Linked DNA regions of Homo sapiens: regions 1 and 3 are each linked to region 2. The links are chromatin contacts, found by Hi-C or POLR2A ChIA-PET in ENCODE. All regions are on one chromosome and are shown on one strand. The core of a region is the stretch at or near the end of the contact, and the rest is flanking DNA. Distances in the headings are between cores, read along the strand shown.

The links. A loop is a pair of places that touch in the nucleus more often than their neighbours do. ChIA-PET counts read pairs that join two places held with the same protein, here RNA polymerase II (POLR2A). Pooled maps may share reads with other maps.
Region 1: a loop to region 2 is called in a pooled map, with 2.7 times the contacts of the local background. The contact joins two enhancer-like sites. A Hi-C loop is called at or near these places in 1 of 168 maps with a recorded cell type or tissue (naive thymus-derived CD4-positive, alpha-beta T cell) and 6 of 50 pooled maps. POLR2A ChIA-PET finds 5 or more read pairs at or near these places in 3 of 52 experiments (AG04449, CD4-positive, alpha-beta memory T cell and activated CD4-positive, alpha-beta memory T cell).
Region 3: a loop to region 2 is called in a pooled map, with 6 times the contacts of the local background. The contact joins two enhancer-like sites. A Hi-C loop is called at or near these places in 2 of 168 maps with a recorded cell type or tissue (CD4-positive, alpha-beta memory T cell and naive thymus-derived CD4-positive, alpha-beta T cell), 2 of 37 single-sample maps with no recorded cell type and 14 of 50 pooled maps. POLR2A ChIA-PET finds 5 or more read pairs at or near these places in 4 of 52 experiments (AG04450, activated CD4-positive, alpha-beta memory T cell, activated T-cell and 1 more).

Annotation. Positions count from the first base shown.
Region 1 is chr4:80,201,248-80,204,285 of GRCh38, reverse strand. PRDM8 (PR/SET domain 8) reads right to left here. Exons shown (of 4, transcript NM_001099403.2): 3 at 2,765-2,996; 4 at 1-2,372. The coding sequence ends at 754. Among named protein-coding and RNA genes, the nearest start is that of PRDM8, 5.3 kb to the right of the region's middle. RefSeq lists silencers at 1,261-1,360, 1,821-1,900 and an enhancer at 2,263-3,038. Within about 2 kb of position 1,310, at least 26 of the 41 ENCODE cell types and tissues checked have a DNase peak (open chromatin) inside an H3K27ac peak, as active enhancers do.
Region 2 is chr4:80,005,280-80,008,316 of GRCh38, reverse strand. All of the region lies in intron 12 of ANTXR2 (ANTXR cell adhesion molecule 2), which reads left to right. Among named protein-coding and RNA genes, the nearest start is that of ANTXR2, 66 kb to the left of the region's middle. Within about 2 kb of position 1,261, at least 7 of the 41 ENCODE cell types and tissues checked have a DNase peak (open chromatin) inside an H3K27ac peak, as active enhancers do.
Region 3 is chr4:80,171,930-80,174,872 of GRCh38, reverse strand. No RefSeq gene overlaps it. Among named protein-coding and RNA genes, the nearest start is that of PRDM8-AS1, 24 kb to the left of the region's middle. Within about 2 kb of position 1,297, at least 5 of the 41 ENCODE cell types and tissues checked have a DNase peak (open chromatin) inside an H3K27ac peak, as active enhancers do.

The DNA.
Region 1 (3,038 bases), core at 61-2,560, 200 kb before region 2:
TACTCGGATAAACTATAAAGTTTAATAAATATTTCCAGGGATAAAAGAAACACATAACTATTCAGACTCCATTTCACTGGCACAAAATTACACTTTGTATTAAAAGAAAATACATATGTACATAATTGATGACATTCTTCATTGAAGTCCATTATCATTTCATTATACATGCACTTCCCCCTGGAAACTCAAATTGAATGGTGATCCCTTTTTATTCATTTTGTTTATTTTTGTAGGAACACAAACTGTCATCAAGAAATGCAGAAAGCATCTCACCCTCCTCCTTTACTTTATATCTAAAATAAATTTTGCCCTTACATATAATTATTACATCTAAATCGTAAGTGCTTAATAATTTAAGTAGAAACGTATGACAAATGCATCAATATGTTGCAATATATGACATTTTAAAAAATGTACCTTTGTTTTGGGGAAAGTGAAAATGCGTGCATTCAAAAGAAAACCCCCTCAAACAACCCACCCAATCAAAACTCCACCATCCTGGCTCTTGTGTGTGAGTGTGTCTGTGTGTGTGTGTGGGGGGGGGTGTGTGTCCCGGGTAAATATTTGAATGAGGTTCCTGGGAGGAGAGGACGTGTGTGTGCGCGTTGGGGGGGCGGGGGGGCGGTGAATGTATGTGTCTTTGTGCAGGGTTTCGGGGTGCAAGGAAGCGGTGGATGTTCTCGCGTGTTTATTCCTGCAGGTGGCTTAACTGTGCTTGCGCGCGCGTGGAAAGCTGGGGTCCTTTCCGAGTCAATTATGCGAGGTCATGTGCCTGGAGAGGTGGTGGCGCTCCCTGAAGGACTCATTGCAGATGGGGCACTTGAGTTTCTCCTCTCGCCGCCGCTTCACCAAGGGCTCCATCGCATACTCCTTTTTGTGGTGCGACCTCATATGGTACACCAGGTCGGAGGTCATGCGGAAGGAGGCATTGCACTTGGCGCACCAGTTCTGCGCGGGCAGACACAGCGAGGTGAAGGAGGGCGGCAGCAGCGTGAGCGCCGAGGGCAGCTGCAGCTGCAAGGGCCCCGCGGCCGCCGCCGCAGCCGCGGCTGCAGCGGCAGCGGAGCTCTTGGGCCAGAAGGCGGTGGCGTACAGGAAGGGGCTCTGCTTAGGCAGGCCGCCGCCGCCGCTCGGCAGGGACCCGCAACCTCCGTTCAGGTCCGCGGCCCCCTGGAGCTTCACCGCTAGAGGGTCCGCGGCGGCGGGATAGAGTCTGGTGGGGCCCACGCCGTCGGCGGGGTGGCATGGCTCGAGCGCGCCCAGCTTCTGGCCCAGCACCAGCGGGGACAGCTGCGAGAAAGAGCGTGCTGGCTGCGAGAAGGCGCTTTTGCGCTCGTCCGACGCGGCGCCCTGGCCCCCGCCCGCGCCGCCTGCGGCCCCGGCGCCCGTTCCGCCCCCACCGCTGGTGCTGCCCGCGCTGCCCAGCTGCGGCACCGAAGTGAAGGCGCTGCCCCTCGCAGGACTGCCGCCCTCGAGCCGGCTGGGCAGCGGGCCCCCAGGCCGCGGGGCCAGCAGCTTCTCGGCGCCCACCGGTGACGCGGCCGCGGGCGTGGAGGAGCCGCCGCCGCCGCCAGCGTCCTGGTCCTCGGAGGCGACTCCCGCGCCGTCGGCTGTCCCCTCCTCCTGCAGGCTGGCCGCGCGGGCAGCCTTCTTCACCTCCACGAAGGCGCTGCGCTTCGCCTCGCCCGTCTCGGGACTTGGCGGCGCGAAGAGGCGGCCGTTCTCTTCCAGGCCGAAGTAGCTGCCCGAGGCTCGGTACTGCTGCGGTGTGCACACCAGATCCTCCTTGGAGGCCGGGAGGGGCCGCTCTACGAAGCGGCCCCGGCCCCCTACCAGACCAGCGCCACCGCCGCCCTCCGCCGCCTCCTCCGGGAATTTCCTCTTTCCTTTGCCGCCGCCCGTGGCGATGCCGTCGGGACTCAGCTCCGCCTCCTGGTGGCCGCCGCCGCCGCCGCTGCCGCTACCGCTGCTGAGGCTCTGGGCTGGGGAGCAGCTGCTGCCTCCCCGGGAGTTTTCCAGCTCCCTGGCCAGGTTGTGGAAGTCTGTGGATGGCTTCGCGCTGCTGCCGCCGGCGGCAGCGGATGGGTTGCTGCTTTCCGGGGAGGGGGATGGGTAGTGGTGGAGGGGGCCGGCTTTGCAAAACTTGGGACCCGGGCCTAAAGGTGCCTCCTGCTGCTGCTGCTGCTGGTCTTTGCCACCGCCGCCGCCGCCCCCGTGGTCCTTGGTGCCCACGCCGCCGCCTTGTTCGTCTTGGGGACTTATATCAGCGCTGTGAAGTCTCTTGGGGCAGCGGAAACGCAGATGCGCCACATAGGGGAACTCAAACTGGAAACGTTGGCTGCATTCCAGGCATGTGTAAGGGGACGACCCTGCTTAGTGAGCAAACACCACACACACGCACGCACGCACACACACACACACACGCACACCACATGATTACTCAGCATCGCCCCCAAGCCAGTTTGCCACCATCCCCTTGACAAATCCACCTTCATTTCTCAGGGCCTGAGTGCCTGAGAAAAGAATGACCAACCTGATCTAACTTTCCCTCCTGATTTGGAGGGAATACAGCAAACAAGCAAGTTTCCTCGCTTTATCCTCACCTATCTGTTTAACTTCATTCCAGACTACATCTCAGAATCTTCCTATGAGACACCCGAAGGGAAGAAAGGCGCGCCAACGCGCCGGGTGAGCCCCTGCCGCTCCCTGCGTCTCTCCCCCGCTAGTTAAGGGCCCACACGCCGGTCGCGAGCCAACCTACCATTCATTTTGTTGTGGGATCTAGAGGGGCAGAGCAAGAGTAACTCAGTCAGTTCTTTCCCGTACCAAACTAGTAACTCCTCGTCTTTGGCAATCCTGCGGAGAGAGCGGTAGAACAGCTGTCCGTTTTTTATGTAGGCTTCAAGGTTCTGCTCTTCCTTATCTCTGGCCGATTGGACCAACCGCAGCCACATGAGACCTTCTGAGGAACCATTTGCTGCTGAGGTGTCTACCTGCGGTTTGAAATAAATGAAAGAAGACAAGAAGGAGAGGGG
Region 2 (3,037 bases), core at 12-2,511:
TAAATCAGGTTTGTGGGAAGAGGAGGAGAGAAAAATAGGGGAAGTAGTTGGGATAAAGGGTATTTTCATTCAAGTGCAAGAGAAATTCAAGTAAATTGAATGATGTTTTCTTTTGGGTTCATTGAGAGGAGTTGATAATTTGTCAGTTTTTTTAAGTGCTCATTTAATTATTCATTTCCTCTTTGAAGGGTCTACCATTTCATGACCTTCTCTGTTTGCTACTGAAAAATATTTGTTCGGAAATTAGTCATGCACAATTGTCAGCATATCTGTTAAACTGCTACTTTTGGAGTAATGACGAGGAGTTTCAGTTTGTGTCATTTTTTGTGTTTGTATAAAGCCTGTGAAAGAATATGGGTGTATATCAGTTATCTATTGCTGCTGTAACAAATTGCCACACATATGTTGACTAAAAGCAACACAAATTTATTATCTAACAGCTGTCTAATCACAGCTTTCACATGAGTCTCACTGGGTTTACGTGGACTAAAATGTGTTGGAAGGGATGTGTTTCTTTCTGAATGCTCTAAGGAAGAAGCCATTCCTTTGCCTTTTCCAGCTTCTAAAGGCTACTCAGATTCTTTGCCTCATACCCCCCTTTCTCTATCTGCAAAGCCAGATGTGTTGCATCTTTTCAACCATTTTTCTGTAGTCACATCTCCCTCTAACTCTGAACCCAGCTGGGAAAGGTCCTCCAGTTTTAAGGAACCATGGGATTAGATTGGACGCACTTAGCTAATCCAGGATCATCTCCCATCTCAAGATCCTGAACCTTAATCACTTCTGCAAAATCCCTTTTGCCATTAAGATAACATATTCACAGTACCAGGTAATTAAGTTATGGAGATGTTGGTGGGGGGTATCATTCTACACATTTCAAGCAATCCAATTTAGATTGTTCAGGTTTCATAGAAAAAAAATTATCTTAAGGAAGCCCTCTTCCAAATCATGCCTACTATTTATTTTGAGAATATTCCTTTTATTATAAGCACATTGTGTAGAACTTAATATTGTGTAGTTCATGGTAATGTTTTACATAATACTGCAAGACTGCCTTTTCCCGCCGCTCTCATGTTTGCTGACTGATTTCATCATCCTTGCAATTTCAGATGTGCTTTGTTTTAGCCCTGCGTTTATTATTAGTTGTACTTCAGTTTGCTTTCATGAGGCAACTTGACAATCCTTTATCTCAGAGCAGTTGGCCCATGGAGGAGGCATAGAATTAACTCAGATAACAGTAGAGACAAGACGCATCCTGTCTCTTTGCTGAACTAATCAGTTTCCTGCCATAGCAATTTATGCTCAGTTTCCTGTTGTAATCTTGATTATCTAGTTATGGCTATTTTAGGGTGGCTAGCATTCTTGAGTATCACATTAAAAAGCAAAAAGATGCCCTAATGTAATTTGTGCTCCTTGGTTTTTTAATTTAAACTTTGCAGTGGTGCATTTCCCCTCCTTTTTTTAAATTATCACTTTGCAATTTCATTTAGTATTGACCAGAGGGCTCAGAAGTGTCAAAGTGTATGATTTTTAAAAAGACATATGCAAAATGAAATGTGCTCAAATATGGGTTTTGACTGTCATTTTGGATATTAAGGAGAGGAGCCAATCATCAGGTGACTAGATCAGAGACTAGATACATGGTACTCTAAAGCCTTGGACTCTACAGATCTCAAATCATGGAGTTACTTTCTACGAGGCATAAAGGGAGCCCTTTAATGGTGGAGTATCAGGATGTCAGAAAGGCTTCCCGTCCTCAGAAACATCACAAATGCTTATTAATTTCCTGAACTTATTTAATAGAGGAAACTTCCTTTATTTTACCCTTAGAAATATAGATTAAAAAGCAATTAGCCCTTATAAGTTCATATAAGTATGAACTTATATTTATACCTACATATAAGTGAATGATAGCAAACGTTTTCTAAAGTAGATTTTAAAGCAGGAAGAAAGGAGAGGTGAAATTCTGAATTCAGCCCTTGGCTAATATTGATTATCTAGTAGGTGTCAGTACTGTGCTAGGAACTGGGGATACAAAAGTGCTTATAATATGATATGGAAATTCACATTTTAATATGGAAACATAGAAATGTGTGCAAATAAGTGTAAATGGAAGGTAACTGAAGTCCTAATAGCGGCGTGTGTAAAGAACAGTAGAAACATAAAGGAGGAAGGGTTTGCCAAGACTAAAGGGAGCATTTCAGAGAAACCTGACTGACCTGATGACTCCCAATTCAGTTCTGAGTCATGAATAAGATGTTGACAGTTCTTGAATGACATTTCAGATGAAGTGCATGTGGAATCATGAGTTATTCTGACATGTTTTCAGAAGTGCTAGGCTGAGACCTACTGTGCTAGGTGAATGATGGTTTGGATTTTGGCATGAACCCATAGGGGAGGACCTCCTATGTCTTGTAATAGAAAGTCTGATCTCTTCCCAGGGATGACGAGAAGCCACTGGAGAGATTCGATCAGTCTAATTACCTGAAAGAAACTTTGCTGGCTTCACAGTAGTGCTAAAGTCTAGTCCTGGCAAAAATTATTTAAGACTGTATCCAACTGAGTTCCATTAACAATGGAAATGGAAAGGCAGTGACAGATATTGCACCTTAAATATAGCCAGAACAAAGTACTTCTAACAAAGTATAGACAGCTGGAATCTCAAGCTGAAATTAAGTGAGCTAGAGAAAAATGAAGACATGATGTAAAAAGGAGGTAGTGTGACAATAACCTTGTGGAAAAGGATCTTGAGTTTTCAGAGGGTATTATAATACAATCGCAGGGTGTTTATCTTATTTTGTTTCTTTTAGGTTATATATTTGTGCAATGCTGAAATTAGGATGTGACCATTTAAATAATTCTTAGTAGCGTTAAATTATTGGAGATCAATATGACTTTGACTGTCATTCCTAGCAATGAACTTTTTAATAGAAAATGAAATTTATCTATTTATCAGCGTGGTGTTGTGCAAATTTCTTTTTGCTTGAATATGTTTTAAGAACTAGTGGCAAATATTTAAATCTAATCTTTCAACTGA
Region 3 (2,943 bases), core at 48-2,547, 170 kb before region 2:
TGTGTCTGTGAGGGTGTTGCCAGTAGAGATTAACATTTGAGTCAGTGGGCTGGGGAAAGCAGATCCACCCTTAATCTGGTGGGCACAATCTAATCAGCTGCCAGCAAATATAAAGGAAGCAGAAAAATGTGAAAAGGAGAGACTGGCCCAGCCTCCCAGCCTACATCTTTCTCCCATGCTGGATGGTTCCTGCCCTCTATCATCAGACTCAAAATTCTTCAGTTTTGGGACTTGGACTAGCTCTCCTGGCTCCTCAGCTTGCAGACAGCCTATTGTGACACCTTGTGATTGTGTAAGTTAATACTTAACAAATTCCCCTTTATATGTATATATATAATATATGTACATGTGTATATATAGGGGAGTGCACAGTATATTGTTATATGTGTTCTATTTTATCTTATTGTTCATCTCTTGCAGTGTCTAATTTATAAATCAATTATTTTCAGAGGTATGTATGTATCAGAGAAAACATAGTATATACAGCATTTGGTATTATCTGTGATTTTAGCCATCCACTGGTGGTCTTGGAAATAATTGCCCCATCCTCAGGTAAGGGAGTGCTACAAAGATGTGGACCAGGTGATGAGAACAAACGAGAGAGTGAGGGACACAGAAACCAGCATAACAAGAAGATTTTAGGAGAGGAATTAGTGTTTCTACAGTCTGCTAAGGACCAGAACCTTGGAAGAAGGGCCCAGTGTGAGACCTACAGAAACAGCTACTGACACAGAGACAATGGTGTAGCAAGGAGAGGACAGGGAAGAAATAACTCATCTTTTCTTTTCTCACATGCTCCAATTTCATGTTAATGCCTTCCAATGGCCTAACTCAACCGGAAGCTAACTAACCAGCAAGGTTCTGGAGCATGCTAACGAATCTGCATGAGTCAGCCTCTGGCAATATAGAGCCAGGAGAGGACAGAGAATGGATTTTGGAGAGACAAATGGAGAATAACCATTACATTACTACTATTATTCACAAATAGAATTATCTGAGAACTCTTTCTGAAAACATCTTTTTCATGCACAGTTTCAACTGGAAGTAAAAACTTACTGGGTTTTGTAAACTTAAGCATCCAAGATTTTAAAGAATCATTTCTCAGAGCCCTTTGGCTGGAACATTCCTAGTAGCATTTAGGAAGGATTTCCAGAAGTCTTGGGAGGCTTTGCAAGCCAAAATCTGGAAGAATTTGAGAGTATGCTTTTATTGACTTCCTTTGGGCATCCCCAGGTCTCTCATCATTTGGTGGTTTCCTGTGTCAGCACCAGTCTTACTATGCCTGGTTAGTCACTTGCTGATTGTTTTCAAGGAAGCCAGCCAGGCTTCAACAAAGGGTGACTACCTCAAAACAAATCAGCTGCACAGCAATAGGAACTCCTACTAATGGCTTCCCTTGAATTCACAAACTGTGTAGATTTTAGAATGAAGTAACATTTTCTCTTTCCAACTTTGCCATCCCTGTCTCTTCCTCCTGAACCTGAACTAACCCACAGACAAAAAAATGGAAGAGGACAGTGGTGGAGAAGCATGCTCTCTTTCCTGAAGCCTTAGATTAAAATTATACTCAAGGCCGGTTGTCATGGCTCATGCCTGCAATCTCAGTGCTTTAGGAGACTGAGCTGGGAGGATAACTTGCGACCAAGAGCTCAGGATCAGGTTGGGCAACATAGCAATATTCTGTCTCTGCAATAAATAAATAAATCAAATTATCTGATTGTGGTGGCACGTTCCTGTAGTCCCAGCTACTGAGGAAGCTGAGGTGGGAGAATTGCATGAGCCTGGGAGTTCAAGGCCACAGTAAGTTAAAATTGTGCCACTGCAATCCAGCCTGAGCAACAAAGGAAGACTTTAACTCTAAAAAAAAATTATAGCCAATATCAGAGTCTTGAATATTCACTGTAAACATCAGCACAAACAAAAGCCCGATTTCTAAATCTCATAGAAACTAAGAGTTTGAAAACTTGAGAGGACTGATATAAAGTTGGAAGTCAGTGTTTCAAAGGAGAGAGACAGAGTTAGCTATAGGAAAACAGAAAATTAGGAGTGGAAAGCAAAGAAGAGTCTTGTAAGTAACATATATAGCTGAACAATAAATACAAGTGAAATAGATTGACTTCTAGAATGGCAGTGTGGGAAACTCTGCTGAGCCACTCCTCAGTGAAACTGGTGAAAATTGTGTGTAAAGAAACAACCACTTAAATTCTCTGGAAATGGTCCTAAGGGCAAATGGTAAATAAAGAAATACCTATTAGAGGAAATTATGAATATCTGTCAAGAGAGGTGAGTCTGTGACATTTGAACTGAAACTACTACTTTCCTTGCCCCTCCCAGCTCAGTGAGGCAGAGACTCTACTCCAGACGCTGCAGCCAAGAATATGACTCTTTATATTCCTTAGGTGTCAGCTGCAGGGCTTTCATTGCAATAGGACATAACTTGAGCTTTTTTGGTCCTGCCCGTAGCTGTCTGTTGCTAAGGCTAAGTCTTAGGTGAATACAACTGGGAGGAGGAAGCTTCCTTCTCCCACCCAACACTTTCTTGTAAAAAGGAAGTTCTACCTTGGGTGTGGTGCATTGAGAATGAAACTACCTTTGCAAAAATTATGACAGTGAGAGAAATGTAACCTAGCTGACACTGCCATACTTCTAACTTAACAAGCTAACTGTGTTTGCTCATTCCTGGGTGTAGGCGAAGCTAATTGTGGAAGGAATTTAGCTTATAGTTTAACTTTAAATAAAGGATAATAGTCTCCCCCAAAAACTGACCCCCTCTGGGGACTGAAACCACCTTTGTAGGACTAATGAAAGGCCAAAAGCTTAGGATTATGAGTGGGGAATGAATTCTGGTAAGATGTAGATGTAGTTAAATGATAACCAGCCACAGTTCCGAAGATGACAAGATTTGTAAGTTCTTTAATTGCTCTTATAGATACCAACGGTATT